Linked DNA regions of Homo sapiens: regions 2, 3 and 4 are each linked to region 1. Evidence: chromatin contacts called from ENCODE Hi-C or POLR2A ChIA-PET data. All regions are on one chromosome and are shown on one strand. The core of a region is the stretch at or near the end of the contact, and the rest is flanking DNA. Distances in the headings are between cores, read along the strand shown. Region 1 holds the start of H3-3B (H3.3 histone B). Region 2 overlaps MXRA7 (matrix remodeling associated 7). Region 3 holds the start of KCTD2 (potassium channel tetramerization domain containing 2). Region 4 holds the start of SUMO2 (small ubiquitin like modifier 2).

What was found. Hi-C counts contacts between places; a loop is a spot of excess contacts on that map. ChIA-PET counts read pairs that join two places held with the same protein, here RNA polymerase II (POLR2A). Pooled maps may share reads with other maps.
Region 2: a map of posterior vena cava shows a loop between it and region 1 (9-fold over the local background). The contact joins the enhancer-like site here to the promoter of H3-3B in region 1. A Hi-C loop is called at or near these places in 1 of 168 maps with a recorded cell type or tissue (posterior vena cava), 1 of 37 single-sample maps with no recorded cell type and 6 of 50 pooled maps.
Region 3: a loop to region 1 is called in a pooled map, with 7 times the contacts of the local background. The contact joins the promoter of KCTD2 here to the promoter of H3-3B in region 1. A Hi-C loop is called at or near these places in 2 of 37 single-sample maps with no recorded cell type and 10 of 50 pooled maps. POLR2A ChIA-PET finds 5 or more read pairs at or near these places in 2 of 52 experiments (HEK293 and activated naive CD4-positive, alpha-beta T cell).
Region 4: a pooled map shows a loop between it and region 1 (14-fold over the local background). The contact joins the promoter of SUMO2 here to the promoter of H3-3B in region 1. A Hi-C loop is called at or near these places in 2 of 37 single-sample maps with no recorded cell type and 9 of 50 pooled maps. POLR2A ChIA-PET finds 5 or more read pairs at or near these places in 4 of 52 experiments (OCI-LY7, WTC11, activated CD4-positive, alpha-beta T cell and 1 more).

Annotation. Positions count from the first base shown.
Region 1 is chr17:75,778,040-75,783,896 of GRCh38, reverse strand. H3-3B (H3.3 histone B) reads left to right here and starts at 4,118. Exons shown (of 4, transcript NM_005324.5): 1 at 4,118-4,240; 2 at 4,713-4,850; 3 at 4,934-5,087; 4 at 5,174-5,857. The coding sequence starts at 4,723. The coding sequence ends at 5,302. RefSeq lists enhancers at 560-739, 4,426-5,030 and a silencer at 4,528-4,797.
Region 2 is chr17:76,676,085-76,681,941 of GRCh38, reverse strand. It overlaps MXRA7 (matrix remodeling associated 7), which reads left to right. Exons shown (of 4, transcript NM_198530.4): 4 at 1,063-2,376. The coding sequence ends at 1,075. Among named protein-coding and RNA genes, the nearest start is that of MXRA7, 32 kb to the left of the region's middle. Within about 2 kb of position 3,366, at least 4 of the 41 ENCODE cell types and tissues checked have a DNase peak (open chromatin) inside an H3K27ac peak, as active enhancers do.
Region 3 is chr17:75,044,893-75,050,749 of GRCh38, reverse strand. KCTD2 (potassium channel tetramerization domain containing 2) reads right to left here and starts at 3,525. Exons shown (of 6, transcript NM_015353.3): 1 at 3,161-3,525; 2 at 1,422-1,530. The coding sequence starts at 3,499. It overlaps ATP5PD (ATP synthase peripheral stalk subunit d), which reads left to right and starts at 3,781. Exons shown (of 6, transcript NM_006356.3): 1 at 3,781-3,825. RefSeq lists enhancers at 3,542-3,836, 3,721-4,306, 4,245-4,314 and a silencer at 3,415-3,844.
Region 4 is chr17:75,179,743-75,185,599 of GRCh38, reverse strand. It overlaps SUMO2 (small ubiquitin like modifier 2), which reads left to right and starts at 2,641. Exons shown (of 4, transcript NM_006937.4): 1 at 2,641-2,786; 2 at 4,412-4,543. The coding sequence starts at 2,766. RefSeq lists silencers at 2,342-2,571, 2,702-3,101 and an enhancer at 2,683-3,333.

The sequences.
Region 1 (5,857 bases), core at 2,869-5,368:
AAGTTCTTCACTTTATAAAATAAGCCAGATGCCCCAGACCTAGGCATTTGTTTCTGTGAGTTTTAGAATGTTCTCCGTAGATATTTTAACCGTTGTCATTTAATTTGGTTTTTCATATTGAATCTATTTCAAATCCACTGGTTTTGATTTATATTTTCTTAGATGGGATTATATTAACAAATGATTATCTCATTAAAGAAACACATTCCAAATAACCTTAGGGATGAAGGGTGGTGGGGCTAATGGAAAATCGTTAATGTTTGAGTGACACATACTTATTTTATTTAGCTCCAAGTTCCCTCACATCAGAAGCCACATCACAGAGTTGAGAAACTGGTTTTTCCTAAACAGGCTAAATCGTTTAGCCACTAGGGGCGTTTGAAAATGAAAAATTACAAAAGGACAAATAAAAGTTGTAGTATATTGCTTTAATCCTATGATTAAACGCAAGTTACTTGGTTTATGTTAGCCTCACAATACTCAAGTGTGATCTGACTGAAGAAATAGAGTTCACAGCACTGGATTTTAAATAATAGATGTATATCATGAGCTTCAGAATAAGTGTGTACTGGTGGAGTTGGGAGATGATATCATCCAAACTGCTTAATTTACAAAAGAGGAAACCGAAACCCAGAGAAGCTAAGTAACTTGCACAAAGTTACTCAGCAAGTTGGTAACAAGAGGAACTAGGACAGTAGCCTACAAGACTACATCACATTCACTGTTGGGTTTTGTTTGTTTTGTTTTCTTCTGCTTTTTTTCATTGTATAAACATTTTTTATTCTTCCTCATTTCCTGTGTTGCTTTTCCTCCGTTGTACCAATCTGGAAAAAGTGAAACATACCTGCATGACTACGAAGTAAGAGAGACAGCCTTTTTTTTTTTTTTTTTTTTTTTTTTTTGAGGCAGAGTCTTGCTCTGTTGCCCAGGCTGGAGTGCAGTGGTGTGATTTCGGCTCACTGCAACCTCTGCCTCCCAGGTTCAAGCAATTCTCCTGCCTCAGCCTCCTGAGTAGCTGGGATTACAGGTGTGTGCCACCACGCCCACCTGATTTTTGTAGTTTTAGTAGAGACGTGGTTTCACCATGTTGGTCAGGCTGGTCTCGAACTCCTGACCTCACGATCCACCCTCCTCAGCCTCCCAAGAGCTGGGATTACAGGCGTGAGCCACTGCGCCCGGACTCCTGTTTCCACGAATCATACTTAAATGGATAAATGTATATCCATACCTTTTTTCTCCGGGTGGCTTTAGTTTCTAATAATCAGCAAAGCTGGAAAGAAAATGACTGTCCATCCACACAAAGGCATGGAAATGACAGGATTCTGTATAACCTAGAAAAATCGTGAAACACAGCAGGGAGTGGTGGCTGAAGCCTGTAATCCCAGCACTTTGGGAGGCCGAGGTGGGCGGATCACAAGGTCAGGAGATCGAGACCATCTTGGCTAACATGGTGAAACCCTTGTCTCTACTAAAAATACAAAAAAATTAGCCAGGCGTGGTGGCGGGCGCCTGTAGTCCCAGCTACTCAGGAGGCTGAGGCAGGAGAATGGTGTGAACCTGGGAGGCGGAGCTTGCAGTGAGCCGAGATGGCGCCACTGCACTCCAGTCTAGGCGACAGAGCAAGACTCCATCTCAAAAAAAAAAAAAAAAAAAAAAATCGTGGAACACAAAGTGGGGGACCAATTTAGAAAGCCTATTCCTCTTCTAGGCCAAAGTCAAAAAAAAAAAAAAAAAAAAGATGACAAGTTATTTTTCTGTTTGCATCCCAGAGAATTTGACAGCCTCATATGTGTGTCTAAACAGTCCCCTGTTTCTTAACTTGACACAGGTTTGAGAATAAAGCATGAGAATCCACCTAGGTTTCTCTTCTCAGCATGGCATTAATAAAATCATGTAATTTTTCCCTACCTCAAATTTTGAGTCAAAGGCAGAAATCAAAGTTGGTTATCACAGTAAATTTAGGTATATGATGATTAAATACATAATGTGCACGTTAAGATTAAGAAGGCTGGCTGAGCGCGGTGGCTCACGCCTGTAATCCCAGCACTTTGGGAGGCGAGAGGCAGGCGGACCACGAGGTCCAGAGATCGAGACCATCTTGGCCAACATGGGAAACCCTGTCTCTACTAAAATACAAAAAATTAGCCGGGCATGGTGGCGCATGCCTACAATCCCAGCTACTTGGGAGGCTGAGGCAGGGGAATCGCTTGAACCCAGGAAGTGGAGGTTGCATGGAGCTGAGATCGCGCCACTGCACTCCAGCCTGGCAGCAGAGCAAGAGTCCGTCTCAAAAAAAAAAAAAAAAAAATTAAGAAGGCTGAAATAATAACAGGAATTTGATACCAGAGATTGAGATGAAGCTGAGCTAGTTTTTCAAAGTGTGCATTTTTTTCTCATTGTTTGATACTTGACCACTGGTGTGACAAGTCAATATTGAGGTATTTGTACTTACGTACTGTAATTCTCTGAAGGTCAGGCATGGTGGCTCATGCCTGTAATCCTAGCACTTTGGGAGGCTGGGGCAGAAGGATTGCTTGAGTCCAGGAGGTCAAAACTGCAGTGAGCCGTGGTCACTGCACCACTGCACTCTAGCATGGGTGACTGGGCAAGACCCCACTTCAAAAAAAAAAAAAATTACCGGCCAGGGGCGGTGGCCCATGCCTGTAATCCCAGCACTTTGGGAGGCCAAGGCGGGTGGATCACAAGGTCAGGAGATCAAGACCATCTTGGCTAACACGGTGAAACCCCGTCTCTACTAAAAATACAAAAAAATTAGCCGGGCGTGGTGGCAGGCGCCTGTAGTCCCAGCTACTCGGAGGCTGAGTCAGGAGAATGGTGTGAACCCAGGAGGCGGAGCTTGCAGTGAGCTGAGATCGTGCCACTGCACACCAGCCTGGGCGACAGAGTCAGACTCCGTCTCAAAAAAAAAAATTAATTTAGTTGAAACCTATGCATACCTGTATCTGCTACTTTTTCTTTTAATAGTTTAGAATATTTGCTGGACCAGCATCAGAACTATAGAGTAGAATGCCCAAGGCTCTATTTCAATTTTCTGGGCTTTGCTTGGCTAGTCTTAACCTTAAGCCTGCTATGGTATTTTATATACTTGAGGCAACTGAAGAACTGACTATTACAATCTACCCAAGACATTTACTTAGGCAAAGGTAGGGATTAGCATATTTACACATTTGTCATGTTTCTTCAGAAGTAATACCTGCCAGGATATGCTATTAAACAAAAGGGCACATATCTAGTTTAGTTATCTTTTGTTTATTCTTTATGGACATGCAAATACTATAGTAGGACTATTTACTTTCTAGCTGTAGTCATTTCATTCACTTGAAGTACATAATTCAAGTAACATGTTGCTTAGTAAGTTACCTCTTGTTTAAGCATATGGAAATCAAAAAATATTTTGTGACACCTTAAAAACATACAAAACAGTTCCTCTAAAATAATTTATTAACATGTTTATTTGTATTTATTATTTACCCCTTCCCACCCCACCAAGAGACCTGCTTTTTGTTAAAAATGTATGTGCATGATATATGAAATACTTGATAATATAACATGATTTACTGAATTCTAATTCTCACACTACGCACTTAACTATCAAAATATTATGAAAGGTAAATAATCCAGGGAACACATTTTATTTTACATCGGAAAATATTTACAAAAATTTTGTTAAAGTAGCCTCTCTGGGTGCATAGCATTCGCTTGATGCCTGTGAGTTTAGACTCCTGCTCATTCTGATAGAGACCAATGCAATTCATTTGCATTGACTTTCTATTGCAGAGCTTTGGAACCAAGGGAAGGATCCAAACATAGCTCCATTTTATCCAATCAGAAGGGCCGCTTAGTGCTAAACTCTGATTCGTCCATTCCTCTTTGCATCCATCCAATCATTAGGCCACTTTAACAGCCAATCAGCGGCGTAGATATGCACCAATCATGGAACAGTGCCGAAGCACGGCCTTTGTGTCGGGGGATGTCAGCGCGTCGGCGAAAGCGCCCACCAATAGAAAAAGTCGTTGGTGTATGCAAATAAGGGTTCTATGACGCAGAGACGCAGCGTGAAGCGTGCCTATAAAAACGGAGGCGACGCGGGGGCTTGGAGCGCAGAGCGGTTTGGTCGTTCGTTGGGCGGTGCTGGTTTTTCGCTCGTCGACTGCGGCTCTTCCTCGGGCAGCGGAAGCGGCGCGGCGGTCGGAGAAGTGGCCTAAAACTTCGGCGTTGGGTAGGCGTTCGTAGGTTTACCCGCGGCTTCAGGTTCTGCCAACCGTTGGCGCCGCGCGCCGCGGCCGTTGGGAGCCGAGCGGCGGGGGCTGCTCGGGCCGCTGGCGTCGGGTCGGGTATGGGGCCGGGAGGTTTCCCCTTGGGGCTTTGTTCCGGAACTGTGTCCCCGCCTTTTCCCGGCGGTGATTCAGAGGTCCCGACGCCGGGTTCCGGGCAGTCGGGCCTCCGCCCGTCGAGGAAGGGAAGTGACTCCTCCCCGCGCTCCCCCTCCCGGGGGAGGCTGCCGCTCCTCGCAGCCTGAGTCATTAGGGGAGGGGGAGGAGGTTGGCGGCCCTCGGCCATCTGCTGCCGCGAGGTGGGGCGCGGGGAGGCGGGAGGCCCGGCGGTGGGGCCAGGATCTGTTCCTCCCCCCGCAGCCCTGGGGGGCGGCCCGGGTGAGCGCGGCGGCCTTATCTTCGGGGCGTCTTTCTTAGGTGAAAGAAAATGGCCCGAACCAAGCAGACTGCTCGTAAGTCCACCGGTGGGAAAGCCCCCCGCAAACAGCTGGCCACGAAAGCCGCCAGGAAAAGCGCTCCCTCTACCGGCGGGGTGAAGAAGCCTCATCGCTACAGGTAGGTCGGGCGGGGGAACAATGGCCCGGCGGTGGCCGGCTTTGTGCGGCAGCGTCCGCTCACTCCTCCCCTGCTCGCTGCAGGCCCGGGACCGTGGCGCTTCGAGAGATTCGTCGTTATCAGAAGTCGACCGAGCTGCTCATCCGGAAGCTGCCCTTCCAGAGGTTGGTGAGGGAGATCGCGCAGGATTTCAAAACCGACCTGAGGTTTCAGAGCGCAGCCATCGGTGCGCTGCAGGTAAGACAAAGGCCTGGAGCCGGGGGAGGGCTGGGCGGTTTCCGCTCCCCGAGTGGGATTAATAGTGCGGCTCTCGTCCTCAACAGGAGGCTAGCGAAGCGTACCTGGTGGGTCTGTTCGAAGATACCAACCTGTGTGCCATCCACGCTAAGAGAGTCACCATCATGCCCAAAGACATCCAGTTGGCTCGCCGGATACGGGGAGAGAGAGCTTAAGTGAAGGCAGTTTTTATGGCGTTTTGTAGTAAATTCTGTAAAATACTTTGGTTTAATTTGTGACTTTTTTTGTAAGAAATTGTTTATAATATGTTGCATTTGTACTTAAGTCATTCCATCTTTCACTCAGGATGAATGCGAAAAGTGACTGTTCACAGACCTCAGTGATGTGAGCACTGTTGCTCAGGAGTGACAAGTTGCTAATATGCAGAAGGGATGGGTGATACTTCTTGCTTCTCATGATGCATGTTTCTGTATGTTAATGACTTGTTGGGTAGCTATTAAGGTACTAGAGTTGATAAATGTGTACAGGGTCCTTTTGCAATAAAACTGGTTATGACTTGATCCAAGTGTTTAACAATTGGGGCTGTTAAGTCTGACCATACATCACTGTGATAGAATGTGGGCTTTTTCAAGGGTGAAGATACAAGTCTTAACCACAGTGTAACTTACAGTTTCCTTTAAAAAAAAAAAAAGTAAACCTGGCAGCTATAGAATACACTATGTGCATTTATAATAGCTATTTTATATATTGTAGTATCAACATTTTTAAAT
Region 2 (5,857 bases), core at 2,117-4,616, 900 kb before region 1:
GTGGCGTCCCTGGGTTCCGCTGAAGCTGCTGTGGGAAGTGCCACCTCCAGTTTCACAGTGTGGCTAGGACAGTGGGCTTGCAGGCTGGTGACAGCTCCCCTGAGCAAGAGGCCTCCTCCTCCTCCCCCAGAGCTAGGGAAGCTGGCAGGGCTTGGCTGGCTTCACAGCTTGGCAGGAGAAAGAACAGGCGCGGCTGTCAGCTCCTCTCCATCACTTCTTCCCACCTTGTGGTCTCAGAGGGAAAATGAACCCAGGCTATAGACTGGGCTGGCTCTGATAGATCAGGACCCACCCCTCCATTTGAGGTCTGCAGGGCTGTCTTGACTCCTCTGGAAATGGACATGACTCTAGAGGAAGGTGCTAGTGTGGTAAAACAGGGAAGGGGAGGAGGAGGCCAAGGAACCCCAGCTGTGGGGTAGTTCTGGTTCTTCCATCTGATGTATGCAAGAAACTACAGACAATAGACCTGCCAGTGTGAATTTCCAGCTCAGGCTGGAAATGCGTGCTGACTGTGACCACCAGGAGAGGGCGTCAGAGGGACAAGATCAGACCTGCTGGGTTCTCAGTGGTCCCAGGGCTGGCAGTGTGTCTTGGTTCATAAAAGACGGGCATGCAGTTGGCTCCATCTGGAAGCGTGCATCCTAGGGTGCCAGTATCCCCCGAGGGGACAAAACTCAGCCAGCGGGAATGGGAAATTATCTAGGGTGATAGGAATATTGTCAGCACAACCACACAACCCAAGATCAGAAAGGCCCTTGGCAACTCAAATGCCCAAGTTCCTTCCTTAAGTACCCTGCAGAGGCTGAACAGGGTCTGTGGGCTGCCAGGTTCTGTGCGGGATCAAGGGGAGCTCTGCAAGCTCTGGCCGGCTTGGCGGCACAGACTGTCTTGCTGCAAGCGATGAGAAGCAAATCAGCAGTGGTTTGAGAAACCAGAGTCTAGCGCAGCTTCTGCAATTCCAAACATTCTCCTTCCTCGTCCCCATTTCCCCCTTTCCTTGCCCATGGTGCAGGATGGAATGAGTAAAATAAATTATCTTTTTCTCCCCATTTCTCTTTACAGAACTGAAGAATAACGAAGTTATCCTTAGCGTCCTCCTAAAGGCTTTTCCTTTTGGCATCTTAAAAGCTTGAGAGATAAAACGGAAACCCCAGAGAGGAGTCTGGGCAGGCTCCCAGGGTGCATGCTGCCTCCATAAATCTGCTGAGCTCTAGACCCTCAATCAGGACTTGTCCCTTGGCTAGCAGGATCCTGGGAACACCTTTGGCCCTGCCCTGTGTAGAGATGTTCATGTCTGTTCCTGTGGGTCACTTTGTTAAGCTGAAGAGTTTTAAGAGGTAGAGCTCAGACCCTGGACTGGGATTTTTCTTACCACTCAAACTTGCTATCCACACACCCTGCACACCTTAGATAAAAAGAACATTTTAAAAGCAGAGTTCACTTTCACTCCAGTCTCCCCTCTTTTGCCCTCACTGAAGCCAAACCACAGAAGACTTTGAGGAATGAGAGACAAATGAGGTAGAGCTCACCTGTGCTCACCAGCTCCGTCAGGGTGGTCAGCCGACCCCTTTCCCTGGGAACCCCACTTCTCTCTGTGGCTGGCTTGGTTGTCGGGGGTGAGATGCCATATTGATTACAGGGCAGCAAAGAACCAGTACCAGGAATTTACTTGACCATTCCCCTTATTTTTCATCTAGAGGAATCTCGGATTCAGCCCTTTCATTGCTAAGACACCTTTTCACTGAGGTTCTTACCAGCTCAGCCAAATCTCCACTCTGCTATAGCAGAAGCAATAATGTTTGCTTTAAAAAGATTTCTTGACCTATGCCTTTTCTTAGAAAGTTTGATAGATTAGTTAGAACTTCAGATCATCAGATCAGTCTCAAATGGGTTTCTTGGAATTTTATATTTGACAATATTTATACTATACCAAACTCATTTGCAGTTCTTAGGTTTGTTGGTTAAAACATTTTTTTAAAGCAGTAAGTTTATAGAAAATGTTTTCATTTAATGGAAGGCTGGGGAATGTCCAGCATCAACCCCTATGGCATGCATTCCCAGGGGCCTTCTCATCTGGGCCTGGAACCTTTGGTTCAGGGCTTAGGGGAGAACAGGCCACATGGCAACAGCCACACAGTCATTGCCTTCAACACAGAGCCACGTGTCCCCAAACAGCAATAGTCATGCCCTTGTCCAGGCTGGGATCTAATTGACACAATAGGTCGTTGACTCCCTCCTAGTAGAGCTATCTAGGTTTGTCTGGAAAGTTTCCGACCCTGGCTTATAGGCACCACACCTCATGTACTCCTCATGGCTTGGATCTCTGTATTCAGCCTTTGTTCAGTCCAATAAACTTTGAGTAGATGATCTCAATTACTGTGTGTTTTTTCAGTTTGCTTTGTTTTAAAACAAAATCCCTTTTGAACCCATTGAAGTTTGACCTTTCTTTCATTTTGATGCCTCTTACTCTGCAGCAGAGTACAAAGCCATACATCCACCCTGTTAAAAAATATGCAGTCACCATGGCTGTCAAAACCACATGACATGATCTGTGTTCACTCAGGGACATATGGATTGTGCTTCCATCCACAGAGCTCAGCACATCCTTTCTGTTCACGGGAATTCCTCTTCTTCTTCTTTTTTTTTTTTTTTTTGAGACAGGGCCTCCCTCTGTTGCCCAAGCTGGAGTGCAGTGGTGCAATCACAGCTCACTGTGGCCTGGACCTCGTGGGCTTAAGTGATCCTCCCGTCTCAGCCTCCCAGGTAGCTGGGACTACAGGTGCTCACCACCACACCTGGCTAATTGTTTTATAGAGACAGAGTCTGACTATGTTGCTCAGGCTGGTCTTGAACTCCTGGGCTCAAGTGATCTTCCCATCTTGGCCTCCTAAAGTTCTAGGATTACAGGCATGAGCCACTGCACCTGACCCTCTTTCTTCTTACAGGAGGGCACAAAGCACACATCATAGGCTGCTGCTTCACCAGACAGGGGAACCGACTGTAGACACAGCTTTCCCAGGGGACAAGGGAGGCTGGGAAGTGGGACTTCAGTATTTCAACTACTAGATGCTGCTCTAGACAGAAAATTTTGCAGGATGGAAGATGCGGGGCTGAGGAGAGGAGGGAAGGGTGAAGCAAAGGAATATGGTAGCAAAAGTATGGGAGCGAACGTGGAGACCACCCCTCCAGGCAGTGTGGGGGATGCCAGTGGCCCAGGGCTATGCTGAGGTCCTGCGGTTGCAGAGCCTGTAACGTGCTTACAGCCGACCCAGCTGCAGAGCAGGGCTGAGAGGTCCGACACTGTGATGTGGTTTACGTTCTCTGAAGGCACTGAGCCCGTGGTGTGTGGGGGGCAGGAACTGCAGAAACCAGAAGAGTGAGATGCAGCCAGGATGCAGTGCCCGGCTGGGCTGAGGAGCACAGGGCACCAGAGTGGAGCAAACAACAAACATATGGCTCCCTGGGTTCGGCAGCCGCCTCGCCCCACCTGAGGTGTTTGTGCTGCAGAAGTTGTCCTGTGCTGGTCAGATGGTGTAGCTGAGCCTCATAAAGATAACAAGACATTGCTCCCAGCACAGAACCCGCGTGGAGCAAACATTTAGGCCAGTCTTCCTCCACACCCATCCCTTGATAAAAGGGGCAGGGCCGCCACCTGCCATAGGGTATCTTGTGCAAATTAGGAAAAGGCACCCCCCTTTCTCTGGCCAGTGAAACCCCACAGGCTTCCCTCCCCGCTCCTTTGCCAAGCACCGTCTTGCACACACTTGTATGCTCCCTGATTTCCCAGCTGATAATGTTTTTTCTTTCTCCACTTTCGGCTCATTCCTCTCAACGAAGGCTGTTTCTAACCTACTTCTTCATAGCACTACCTCAAGCTGCTTCATGGAGCCTATCTTCTTCCTCATTACATCACTGTGGGACATGCAGTCAACAATCAAATGAGGCCCAAAGGGAAACTGAGGCACAGAGCACCTAAGTGATACCTGGGGTCCCCAAACCTCCCCGGCAAACCTGAGATTTCGCATCCCAGTTTTTAGAGCCCTCAAAAGTTGCGTGTGTCAGACCCAACCAGCTCCGATGTTCTAAGTGGGTTTTATTTTCATTTTCTTCTTGTTCTGAAAAGCAACCGCAGTCACACAAGAGAGAGGAGAGTCCCAACTCCGCCGGCTGCACACAGGCTCCCTCTCTCCCCAGTGGGCTAGGAGCACCTTCTTCCTCTTTGTCCTTTCTTCTCGACAGAGTTCAGAAGGAACAGCTGGCTGCCATCTTCAAGCTCATGAAAGACAACAAGGAGACGTTTGGCGAGATGTCCGACGGCGACGTGCAGGAGCAGCTCCGGCTCTACGACATGTAGACTGCGCCCACGGGATGCACAGCGGCCATGCCTGATGCTGTCCCCACCCTTGCCCCATGCCCTTGTTCTTTCCAGACTTCTGTAGGCCTAATTTTCCCTTATAAACATAGATGCAGGCGTACATTCTATAGGTACTTGCCGAGTTCTTGCAGTGTGTATATTACTTTGCAGGAATCAAAATTGTTTTATTCAGAAGACAAAGTCCCTGACCCCTCTGGTTTCTGCTTGCTGGTGAGGTTCCAGCTGTTATTGGGCTCTGAGGCCCTCTCCTGATCCAAATCTTTTTTTGTTTGTTTGAGATGGAGTCTCACTCTGTCTCCCAGGCTGGAGTGCAGTGGCGTGATCTTGGCTCACTGCAACCTCCACCTCCCTGATTCAAGCGACTCTCCTGCCTCAGCCTCCCGAGTAGCTGGGATTGCAGGCATGCACCATCACACCTGGCTAATTTTGTATTTTCAGTAGAGACAGCGTTTTGCCATGCTGGCCAGGCTCGTCTCGAACTCCTGACCTCAGGTGATCCGCCCACCTTGGCCTCCCAAAGTGCTGGGATTACACGCGTGAGCCACCATGCCCGGCCAATACTACACTCTTATTCTGCCTTACGAGGATTTCTGGAAGCTTCTGTAACTGTAGGGAAGAAAGCTGTAGGGGAGCATGGTTTTTTTGTTTTGTTTTTGTTTTTGAGACGAGGTCTCACTGTCACCCAGGCTGGAGTGCAGTGGTGCCATCATGACTCACTGCAGCCTTGACCTCCCAGGCGCACAAAATCCTCCTCTCAGCCTGAGTAACTGGGACTACAGGTGTGTACCACTACATCCAGCTAAAGGAGAGCGTTTTTTTCTTTTTCTTTTTGAGACAGAGTCTCACTCTGGCGCCTGGTCACTGTGCCCTTCACCTTCTGGGTTCAAGTGATTCTCCTGCCTCAGCCTCCCTAGTAGCTGGGATTACAGGCATGCACCACCATACCCAGCTAATTTCTGTATTTTTAGTAGAGATGGAGTTTCACCATGTTGGCCAGGCTGGTCTCGAACTCCTGACCTCAGGTGATCCACCTGCCTCGGCCTCCCAAAGTGCTAGGATTACAGGCGTGAGCCACCATGCCCAGCTGGGAGCGTTCTTTCAGCAAAAAGTCTAATTCAGAGACTCACCTTCCATCCTGGCACTAAACAATAGTACTAGAGGTAAGATCTGCCAAGAATTTCTCTCACTTAAGCAGGATACTTACTTTAAATATAATTAGGCAAGACTTATTTGAGTACTTGCCTAATTGTATTTAATTAGAACTATGCTGGATGCTGTAGACAGAAGAAATAAAATACTCAACTTGGTCCCTATCTTCCAGCAGGTTAGAGGCCTTTAGGGAAGAAAAGCCTGTGTGCAGGGAAAGAGAACCTCACCAGAAAGTATTCAATAAAATGCCAAAGTGATCTTACAGAACAGTGCCTGTGACACCGGAGGGGATTGTTCTGTCTTTGTGAGTGAACATACAATGATGGGGATAAC
Region 3 (5,857 bases), core at 2,276-4,775, 730 kb after region 1:
TGCTTATTTTGAAGTTTTAAATTACTTCAAAATAAAGTTTTTTTAATTAAAGGCATTAGAAAAGATACTTAACTAAAAGAGGGTAATTGAATTTTTGTATCACAAAGGATAAATGCTTGAGGGGATGGATACCCCATTCTCCATGATGTGCTTATTTCACACTGCATGCCTATATCCAAACATCTCAGGTCGGGCGCGGAGGCTCAGGCCTGTAATCCCAGCACTCTGGGAGGCTGAGGCAGGTGGATCACTTGAGGTTAGGAGTTCAAGACCAGCCTGGTCAACATGGTGAAACCCTGTCTCTACTAAAAATACAAAAAATTAGTCAAGCATGGTGGTGCACGCCTGTAATCCCAGCTACTTGGGAGGCTGAGGCAGGAGAATCGCTTGAACCCAGGAGGCTGAGGTTGCAGTGAGTCAAGATTGTGCCAGTGCACTCCAGCCTGAGCGAAGAAAAAAAAAAGAAAAATCTCATGTACCCCATAAATATATACACCTACTAGGTACTTACAAAAATTAAAAAAGAAAAATAAATAAGATTAAGATCACCCATGAGTTGGTAATTGTTGAAGCTGGATAGTGGATGCAAGGAATTCACTGTATGTACTATTCCCATTACTTCTGTATGCGTTTGAAATATTGTTTAAAAAGGGACATTTAAAAAAAGAGAGAGAGAGCAATTCCTCTTTCTACTAGCTGAAACAGAGTTGTTTCACAGTCACTTCATTAACTAGTACAGCCATTACAAGCTTTCTTACTCAGAGCCAAAGCTCCCAGATCAGGGTGCCCTGGATTTAGGGACAGTCCCCTTTACAACTGAATGCCTTCAGTGGGACCATGCCAAGCCTTGTAGAAAGTGGACTAGACCCACTTATAGTCCCAATGCCCTACAAACCACAAAGATGAGGCAAGTAATGATACACCTGACAATGAACTAGAGAATGAATTAGGTCAGCTGCAAACATTTACAGGGAAGCATGAGGCCAGAGTCTTAAAAGAAATGAGGCCAAGCCTTTATTATTTTTGTACAACTGTGAGTTCAAACCAAAATTAAAACTATAAATAATTGAATGTCAGAGATGTCTTGCTTCTTCAGACTACAGACACTCACTGCTAGCACACAAACAAATGTAAAAAAAGGATCGTGACAATTCTGGAGATTCGGAAAGAACTCCTGAAGTTATCTGCAAAGCGGAGCTACCTATCTTCCTTCTCACCCAGGAAGCTGAACAAAGCCTAAGGAGGCTTCCTTAATCATGACTCCCTCAGACAAGACTGGTAGTTTCTGCTCTGTTTCATAAACCTGAAACTATACCTGCACATGCGCCTGATGAAAATGTCAAACAAAATTGAAATCTGTAAAACAACTTTAAAGATTCTACTTGCATTTTGAAAATCCCCAATGCAAACAGTGCGCTTACCTTCTTCTGCCAACTCCTTAGTGATGATGAGTTTCCCGTGGCGGAGGTAGTTGAGGATAGGACCAAAGTAGGTGGGGTCCCTGTCAATCAGATAGGCTCCTGTCTCATCCTGCCAACCAAACACAAGGGTATCATTGTGGACCTTTGAGGAGTATTTTAAACAAAGGCAGGGCAGGATTTCACCATCTTTGTCAGCGCCCCAAGACAACAATTCATTCCATCAGCTAAAAAAGACTTTAGTGATGGCAAATTTTGTTACACATTTGTCACAAACTATTGGTAAGAAAGCTATAGCTTTATGTATCTTGTACATTAAGATCATCTTAGGTAGGGTGTTACAGACAGTCATACTCATTTAGGCGTTTACTTACTGGCTGGAATTTGCAATCTTTGCCTGGACAATAATTACAGTGACAAACATTCTTCTGTAGCGTGTTTGTTATTAAGAAAGGGAGAAAATGCCGTAGCTGTGTAACTGAAATCTTTGCTTGAGATGGACATTCTGACTTTTCCACTGCCTCTGAACTGCATTCCTAATTCCAAGAAAACCTCTGTGTAGTTGGCAATGCTCCTGAGCTCAAGGCCAACATCAGTGGGAGTTTGCACTGCCAGCTGTAATCTCACACACCCCAGCTCTGTGCCCAGAGGAAGCTCGGTACTGCCAGGACTTGGCTCTGAGCAGCTTTAATCCTACTCATCTTTACAGTAAAAGGAACAAGAAGAAACTGGCTTCTATTACCACAAGGAGGATATAGAGTAGATAAAAATAATTCCTTTATAAGCAAGGGTTTTGAAATCTCTTTAAAGTTAGGGCAGGATAGGTTTCCATCAATCTGAGATTTCTTAGAGAAGAGGAATAAACGAAAACAACAAATGTTTACGCAACTCCAGCTCTGTTTTGAGGTCACCAGCTGAGTGCTATATGGGATATAAGATGGTGTGAGTTATGGTCAGTGCCTTTAAGTTGAGAACTTAAAGGTGAATACGTAAAGTTAAAAAGAAATTGACACAGTTCAAACTGGAAATGGTTTAAGTGTCTTGTCACCTCTCAACCCTTTGGTTAGCAGCCATGCATCCTGCCCAAAATTTTCCCGGGAAAATTTTCATTTTCCTTCTGTCTTAGCCTAGATTTGCAGCGGCAAACAGTAACCTCTTTCCAAAAAACGCATTTGATCTAAATATGGACCTAAACCAGTGACTGTTAACAGATAAAAGTTCTGCGACCAGGACTATAGAAAAGCAGTGTGATATCACAAGGAGCGCTTCCTGCAGCTGTGGAAGCCCAACTTGGCAGAGGGGTCCGAGAGGGAGTCTGAGAAAGCTACAAGGATGCCTGAGCTAACCCTGACCCAGTTCTGGATGCATCTGGCACCGGCAGTGGGGGGACTGAAGAGGAGCCAGGGAAAACTCATGCAGATCTCAGTGGGATGTCAGGGGCAGAGAATATGGAGAAGGGGTGTGGAGTGCGTTCTCGTGGGTGCAGGTGGGCGCAGTGTGGGAAGGAGTCTCAGAGAACGAAGGGCGGGGTCGGGGAGAAAGCCAGAGTATGCCTCAGCATGGAAGAAGGGGAGTGGGAGGTCCCTCTGAGGCCCCTGCGAGTAGTGTGGGAGGGAGGGGGAGGATGGGGTCCCGGCCTGAGGGGGCTGCCTGTGAGGAGCGTGTCTCAGGACTCTGGGGACCGATCTACGAGAAACCAGGGGGTTCGAAGGCCCGGGGGCGCGCCCGAGGGCGGGGCACACCTTGTCTGAGTCCAGCTCCGGGTCCTCCTGGCAGCAGAGGCGGCAGAGAAATGACTTGGGCTCCCGGCCTAAGGTCTGTCTGGTGGTCACGAAGTAGGTGCCTCCCACGTTCAGCCTGACCCAGCGGGCCGCGCCGCCGCCCCCTGCCCGCTCGGGTGGTCCGGGACCCGGCTCCAGCGGCTGCGCGACGGCGGCAGCCGGGCGGCCGTGCCCGCGGGGCGTGGGGCCAGCCGGGCGTGGGCTGGGGGGCCCGCGGACTGGGCCACCCCCGTCGCCCACCCCACTCCCGCCGCCCCCTCCCAGCCCCGCCATCGCCGGGTCCAGCTGCAGTTCCGCCATCTTGGACCGCCGCCGCCACCGCTGCTGCCCGCGCGCAGCCGGGCCGGCCCATTTCTCGGCAGGGAGAGCCGGGCCGGCCCATCGGCGGGGGTGGGGCAGAGGGGAGAGGGACGGGAGCGCCCCCAACCAGCGCCCGGGGACCCGCGCGGGGGAGGCGCTGTGCCCGCCCCCGGGAAGATACTTCCGGAACCAGCCCTCATCTCTATTGGCTGATCTGCGAAGCAAGGCCCACCCCCTTGGCTTTGGGGTTGGCTGAGGAAAGATCTTCCCGTGACCCACTTCCGTTACTTGCTGCGGAGGACCGTGGGCAGCCAGGGTCGGTGAAGGTGAGTGGGGCTTGGGGCATTGGATCCGATCCCTGGAGGGCTCCTCTGCTCTGCCCTCTCCAAACCTCACGCCGACCCTTGTCACGCCCCCGTCAAGGACGCTGGGCCCTCGGCTTGCCCCGCTGGCAGAGTGTCCCTTGTGTAGCTGCCGCTCCTCGCCCCGCGATCCCTTCCTCAGCCCTCCTTGGCGCGCGGGGTCAGGGGGGCCCGGCTGTGTCCCAGGCGCCGCTGATGTAGGCGCTGCCACAAGCCGTGTCTCGTGCAGTCCGCTCCCAGCGCGGCAGACTTCAATAGTTTGGTGGGGGGACTGGGGAAACATTACGCAGACAGTGTTAACCTGCCGAGGGACGCTCAGCTGGCTGCGGGGCTGCGCCCTTCCCCTTCGGCAGCTTCCAGGATTCGAACGTATAGAGCGTTCAGGGCTCCTCGGGTGCAGAGTTCGGTTACTCATTCAAGAAAGATTCATTGAGCACCTCCTATGCGCATGATCTGTTCTAGGCGCTGGGGATTAAGCAATAGATTTTTAAGAATTAAAAAAAATTTCGCCGGGCGCGGTGGCTCACGCCTGTAATCCCAGAATTTTAGGAGGCCAAGGCGGGCGAATCGCGAGGTCAGGAGTTCGAGACCAGCCTGGCCAACGTAGTGAAACCCCGCCTCTACTAAAAATACAAAAAATTAGCTGGGCGTGGTGGAAGGCCCCTATAATCCCAGCTGCTCGGGAGGCTGAGGCAGGAGAATCGCTTGAACCCGGGAGGCGGAGGTTGCAGTGAGCCGAGACCACGCCACTACACTCCAGCCCAGGCGACAGTGCGAGACTCCGTCTCACTCACACACACACACAAAGTTATTTGTGACTTCCATTTTCCACTGATGTTGCGGGAAATCAGGGACCCCAAACAGAGAGACCGGCTGAAACCATGGCAGAAGAACGTGGATTGTGAAGATTTTATGGACATTTATTAGTTCCCCAAATTAATACTTTTGTAATTTCTTATGCCTGTCTTTACTGCAATCTCTAAACATAAATTGTAGAGATTTCATGGACACTTATCACTTCCCCAGTCAATACTCTTCTGATTTCCTATGCCTGTCTTGTCTTTAATCTCTTAATCCTGTCAGTTGAGGATGTATATCGTTCCAGGACCCTGTAATAATTGTGTTAACTACAAAAATTGTACAGCATGTGTGTTTGAGCAATATGAAATGTGGGCACCCTGAAAAAAGAACAGGATAACAGCAATTGTTCAGGGAACAAGAGAGAACCTTAAACTCTGACCGCCGGTGAGCCGGGCAGAACAGAGCCATATTTCTCTTCCTTCAAAAGCAAATGGGAGAAATATCGCTGAATTCTTTTTCTCAGCATGGGATATCCCTGAGAAAGAGAATGCGCACCTAGGGGTAGGTCTCTGAACTGGCCCCCCTGGGGCGTACCTGTCTCTTATGGTTGAGACTGCAGGGGTGAAATAAACTCCAGTCTCCCATAGCGATCCCAGGCTTATTAGGAAAAGGAAATTCCCACCTAATAAATTTTGGTCAGACCGGTTGATCTGAAAACCCTGTCTCCTGATAAGATGTTATCAATGACAATGGTGCCCAAAACTTCATTAGCAATTTTAATTTCGCTCTGGTCCTGTGGTCTTGTGATCTCACCCTGCCTCCACTTGCCTTGTGATATTCTATTACCCTGTTAAGTACTTGATGTCTGTCACCCACACCTATTCGTATACTCCCTCCCCTTTTGAAACTCCCTAATAAAAACTTGCTGGTTTTTGTGGCTTGTGGGGCATCACGGATCCTACCAACGTGTGATGTCTCCCCCGGACGCCCAGCTTTAAAATTTCTCTCTTTTGTACTCTGTCAAGCCAGTCGACGCTTAGGAAAATAGAAAAGAACCTATGTGACTATCGGGGCAAGTTCCCCGATACACTGATGTTTGGGAAAGTCTGTAAGGGTGCTTGGTTCCCTGGTAACTTTAAAATCACATGCCAATTGCCTTAACACCTCCCCTCCACAACAGGAAACAGGCTGTCCT
Region 4 (5,857 bases), core at 1,392-3,891, 600 kb after region 1:
TTTAGTAGAGACACTGGGTTTCACCATGTTAGCCAGGCTAGTCTCAAACTCCTGACCTCAGGCAATCCATCTGCCTTGGCCTCCCAAAGTGCTGGGATTACAGGCGTGAGCCACCAGAGGGTTTCACCATGTTAGCCAGGCTGGTCTCAAACTCCTGACCTCAGGCAATCCATCCGCCTCGGCCTCCCAAAGTGCTGGGATTACAGGCGTGAGCCACCAGAGGGTTTCACCATGTTGGCTAGTCTGGTCTCAAACTCCTGACCTCAGGTGATTTGCCCGCCTCGGCCTCCCAAAGTGTTGGGATTACAGGCATGAGCCACCGTGCCCGGCTGATATTGCAGTATCTCTTGAGAGTGTTTTTTTTTTTTTTTTTTTTTAATGGAGTTTCGCTCTTGTTGCCCAGGCTGGAGTGCAATGGTGAGATCTCAGCTCACCACAACCTCCTCCTCCCGGGTTCAAGCGATTCTTCCGCCTCAGCCTCCCGAGTAGCTGGGATTACAGGCATGCGCCACCACACCCAGCTAATTTTGTATTTTCAGTAGAGACAGGGTTTCTCCATGTTGGTCAGGCTGATCTCGAACTCCTGACCTCAGGTGATCCTCCCACCTCGGCCTCCCAAAGTGCTGGGATTACAGGCATGAGCCACCATGCCCGGCCTCTTTTGAGAGTGTTGATCTGAACTAGATGGTCTTCCTGCTTTGGCCTATCACACATCTAAGGTCTTAAGCCTCTTCCTCCCCAAAGAGAACCTACAGAAGGCCAGCAAATGCAGCTCCATCCAGAGGCCAAAGAAATTAGATTTGGTAAGAAGGTGGAATAGACAAGATTTGGCCAAGATTGATTGGATGAGGAGTGTGTGAAGGAGAAGAAGTCAGGAATGTTGCTGGCCTTTCCAGCTTGGGGCAGCTGTTGTAGTGGTGTGTCACTCAGTTTAAGAGTGACAGGTCAGGAAGAAGGACCCATGTGGAAGGTAAAGTGAGGAGTTTTAGTTGAGAGTTGCTGGGTCTGAGGTGCCTCTGGGATATCCAAGTGGAGATGTTCAGAAATCAACTGGAAACTCAGAAGAAAGACGTGGACTAGAAATAATGGATTTGAGGATCATTAGCAAAGAGATGGTAATGAAAATCGGTGAAATCATCCTCGGAGAGGGAATGGAGTGATAAAAGGATCTTGAAGAAAACCCTAAGGAACAGTTAAGGGAAGGAGTGAGTAAGAAAAAAAATTGCAGAGAGAACAAAGGACAGGCTAGAGATGAGAGGAAAACCTACCTCCTGCAAAGTTCAAGAGGAGTGACAAACTGAGAAGCATACTGGATTCAGCAAAGAAGTCTGCGGTGACCTTGTGGAGAGCAGTTTTAGTGGAACTTTGGGGACAGCACCAGATTGCAGTGGGTTGAGGAGTGAGTGGGAGGGGAGGGGTTGGAGACAGCTGGCGGGGACATTTTTTCGAGCTGTTTGGCCAAGAATGGAGAGAGATAGGATGGTAACTTCATAGAATTGGGAGCTTTTTTTTTTTTTTCTATACTAACGGAGGAGAGGAAGAAAATTCAGGGACAAAAGGAAATAATAAAGCCCCGGGGGAAGAAGCGAGATGGAATCCAGTGCACACACATCGGATTGTTCTTCAGACAGGAGGGACGCATGTGTATGTTTTAACTGGATGCAACGAGGAAAGGATTAAATTGGCTGGAAGCTTGATTGTTGGGTAGTTCTCGCTTATGGATACTGTTTCCTCTTGGAAGACAGGCGATGAGTAAGGATCTCGTTGAATGAATACATGAATATTTTCCCGTAGCTAGTCAAAGTCTAGGGTTACCAGCAGGACAGAAGAAGACACTGTAGGCCGGGCGCGGTGGCTCACGCCTGTAATCCCAGCACTTTGGGAGGCCGAGGCGGGCGGATCACGAGGTCAGGAGATCGAGACCATCCTGGCTAACACGGTGAAACCCCGTCTCTACGAAAAATTAGCCGGGCGTTGTGGCGGGTACCTGTAGTCTCAGCTACTCGGGAGGCTGAGGCAGGAGAATCACTTGAACCCGGGAGGCAGAGGTTGCTGTGAGCCGAGATCGTGCCACTGCACTCCAGCCTGGGCGACTGAGCGAGACTCCGTCTCAAAAAAAAGAAGAAGAAGAAGAAGAAGAAGACACTGCATTTTAGGCAAGAGTCCGGTGGGAAGCAGGTTGAGATTGACTGAGAGGAAGTAACCATGGGAGGGCTGCTGGTCCACTGAATGAGAGAGATTTTTCCAGAACCTCATGCTGGGGCTTTGATTTAGGAATCCCCTTCCTCCTCTAGTAAGTCTGCCTTCCCTGGCCTATGGCTTACGTCTAAAGCCTCGAGCCTCATCGTTCCCACCGAGGACCAGCTGGAAGCCATTTTGATTATGCTCCACCACGAAGGAGGACAATACAGCCCCGCCCAGAGCCAGGCGCGCCCCCGCGGCGGGCCGGGTGCGCGTGTCCGCGCCTCTTCCCGCCGGCCGGGCGGGCGCCTGGCCCAGGACGCGGTGGCGTGGGACGGGGGGTGGGGGTGGTTATGTAAGCGTTGCGCGCTCCCGCGAGGCGCCAGCCAATGGGAGGCTTCGGCTACTCGTGCTCGCGCACGCAGGGTGGGGGGAGGGAGCGCACGACGTGCGCGCACCCTCTCCCCTCGTCCACCGCTGCCGCCTCCTTCTTCTGCCGCTCCTGGTGCTGCTTGTGTGCTCGTTTGGTGCGGACCTGGTACCTCTTTTGTGAAGCGGCAGCTGAGGAGACTCCGGCGCTCGCCATGGCCGACGAAAAGCCCAAGGTGAGCTCGCCGCCGGCCCCTTCGCCTCGCCGCGCGGTGGGGGTCATGGCGCGGGCCGGGGTCCGGCCAGAGCCCGCCGCTGGCTCCCAGCGCTTTCCCGGGCCCCCCACGGGGCCGGCCGCGGCTCAGGCCCGGGCGCTCCGCGCCATTTTCCTCCCTCCCTCTCTTCCTCCCTCCCGCGCCGAAGGAGGCCCCGCCGCTCTCTCCCGCCCCCGGCGGCCTCCGAGTGCGCGCCGGGCGCGAGTTGGGCGGGCAGAAAGCGGACGCCCGCGGACCCACCAGCCCCGAACGGGGATTCTTGGCCCAGCCGGCCGGCGCGCGTGAGGAGGGGCGTTAGGGCGCGCGGGGTCTCCACCTTCTGTCGACCCCGCGTCGGGTGTTGCAGTCTCCGAGGCGGCGAGGAGTCCTCTGGGCTCGGGCTTCACCTCTCGGGTAGGAACCGCGGGCATCTGGGGACCCCTGCCTGGGGCCGCGGCGGCGGGGCGAGGGTTCGGGGCGAATCAATGGGCTGCGGACGGGCAGGAACCTGGATGCCCGCGGGCCGCCGTCCTGGGCCTGGGGGTAGGGGGATTCCCGTGGAGTATTTCCCACTTTAATAGCCTCAGGGGCCCGAAGGGGGAGGGGCAGCGGCTTTTCCCTGGGTGCCAACGAACCCCTAATCCGCGAACACCATGTGGTTTCATGAAGTTGGAGGCACAGGTACGAGCAGAGAGACTTTGTGCGGCTTAACTTTTGAACGCGGCTTTTGAGGCACCCGGAGACTTCCCGGGAGGACTTGGGGACACCCATCATCGGGGCACACGGGACTTGCTGCTTTTAGTTTGGTGGCACCCCCCGCCTCCCGCGCCTTTACTTTCTGGAGCGTTTTAGGGCTACAGAATTGCTTCTGCACTCGATTTTGGACAACTTTAGGTTGGGTCGAAATCTACAAGAAACAAATCAGGATAAAACTGTGTATTTGACCCATGACAACAAAGGGGGGGAGGGGAGAATAAGTGCTCTTAACCGAAAATAAAAATGAAGCTGCTAATAGAGGAGAACGTTAACTGTGGTCCTGACTGAGTATTACCGCTGTTCCGGGGGGAATCGGGATATTCTTCGATTGTTTTTTTTGTTTGTGTGTTTCCTTTAATGGAGATTGGATTTAGGTTATTAAACTGAGTTTGGTAACTTTTTAATGACAACGGTAATGAGTTTTGAATGGCAGGCTGTAGATTTATTGTTTTGTTTCTTGCAGTTGTACTTAAAGTGCTTAGAAAAGAGAAGGGACTCTATTTTTAACTTTTTTGGGGGGTAAAGTATTTTGGGAGTGATATATGTCATTTTAGGAAGTTTAACTTCAAGAGAACGTTGCAATACACTGAATAGGACCCAACTTTAAACATATTGTTGCTACTGATAGTATTGCATGTAGGCTTTTCCGTATCTGACAGCTATCTAATACTGTTACTGCAGGATTTTTCCGCTTTCACATTGATTTCAGCAGCTGAAAACAGCAGTATGCCGTTTTAGCATACAGTATGAGAAACCTGTTGATTTTTGAAGCAACTAGGGCTGCTGCTGCTTTATAAAACGTGTTCGTTGATCACATTTCCCAAATTATACTTTTATTTTTCTTTTAACAGGAAGGAGTCAAGACTGAGAACAACGATCATATTAATTTGAAGGTGGCGGGGCAGGATGGTTCTGTGGTGCAGTTTAAGATTAAGAGGCATACACCACTTAGTAAACTAATGAAAGCCTATTGTGAACGACAGGTGAGGAATTCATATGTGTACTTCCACTGAATAAAACTATTTTTAAAAATCTTATTTTCATGGGAACAAAAACTAGACTAGCACATTACAGTGACTTTTTGATGGGATGAATATGCACTTGGCACGTCAGTTTTGTCGTGCACTTGGTATATTGATAGCTCGTGAAAACCCTTAGGATGATTTGGTTAGTATTATATGTGGTTCCAGTCCTGTGCCAGAAATCCATCAAATTATATTTACAATAATTTTTTTTTACCAAGGAAATGTAATTTTATGTTTATAAGAAAATAAGAGTGAACTTGGTAAAATTACTTATAAGTCTTTTATTATTTTATTTTATTTTTTTGAGATGGAGTTTCATTCTTGTTGCCCAAGCTGAAGTACAGTGGCCTGAGCTCAGCTCACTGCAACCTCCACTTCAAGCGATTTTCCTGCCTCAGTCTCCTGAGTATCTGGGATTACAGGTGCCCACTACCAGGCCTGGCCAATTTTTTTTTTGTATTTTTAGTAGAGATGGGGTTTCACCGTATTGGCTAGGCTGGTTCCAAACTCCTGACCTCAGGTGATCCGCCCGCCTCGGCCTTCCAAAGTGCTGGGATTACAAGCATGAGCCACCGCGCCAAACCAAGAAGTCGTTTTTTTTTTTTTTTTTTTTTTTTTTTTTAAGCTGGGAGTCTCACTCTATTTCTTTTAAGCTAGAACTTATCTACCTTGTAAATTGTGTTTTATTTTTGTTTTTGTTTTTGATGGAGTCTTGCTCTGTTGCCCAGGCTGGAGTGCAGTGGTGCAATCTTGGCTCACTGCAACCTCTGCCTCCTGAGTTGAGGCTATTCTTATGCCTCAGCCTCCTGAGTACCTGGGATTTCAGGCGTGCGCCACCACGCCCGGCTAATTTTGTATTTTTAGTAGACCTGACCTCAACTCCTGACCTCAAGTGATCCGCCCACCTTGGCCTCTCAGAGTGCTGGGATTACAAGCATGGGCCACTGTGCCTGGCCCCTTCAGATTGTTCTAAATAGGCTCAAAATAGAATAAGGCTTAAACCTATGTAAGTTGGGAAATTGAGTTTGAGTTTATACTTGAAAGATCAGTGAAGATAAAAACTTCCTTTAGGCCTGATGCAGTGGCTCATATCTGTAATCCCAGCACTTTGGGAGACTGAGGCAGGTGGCAGTTGACATCAGCCTGGCCACCATGGCAAAATCCCATTTCTACTAAAAATCCAAAAAAATTAGCTGGGCGTGGTGTTACACGCGCATAATCCCACCTACTCCGGAGGCTGAGGCTGAGAATCCCTTGAACCTGGGAGGTGGA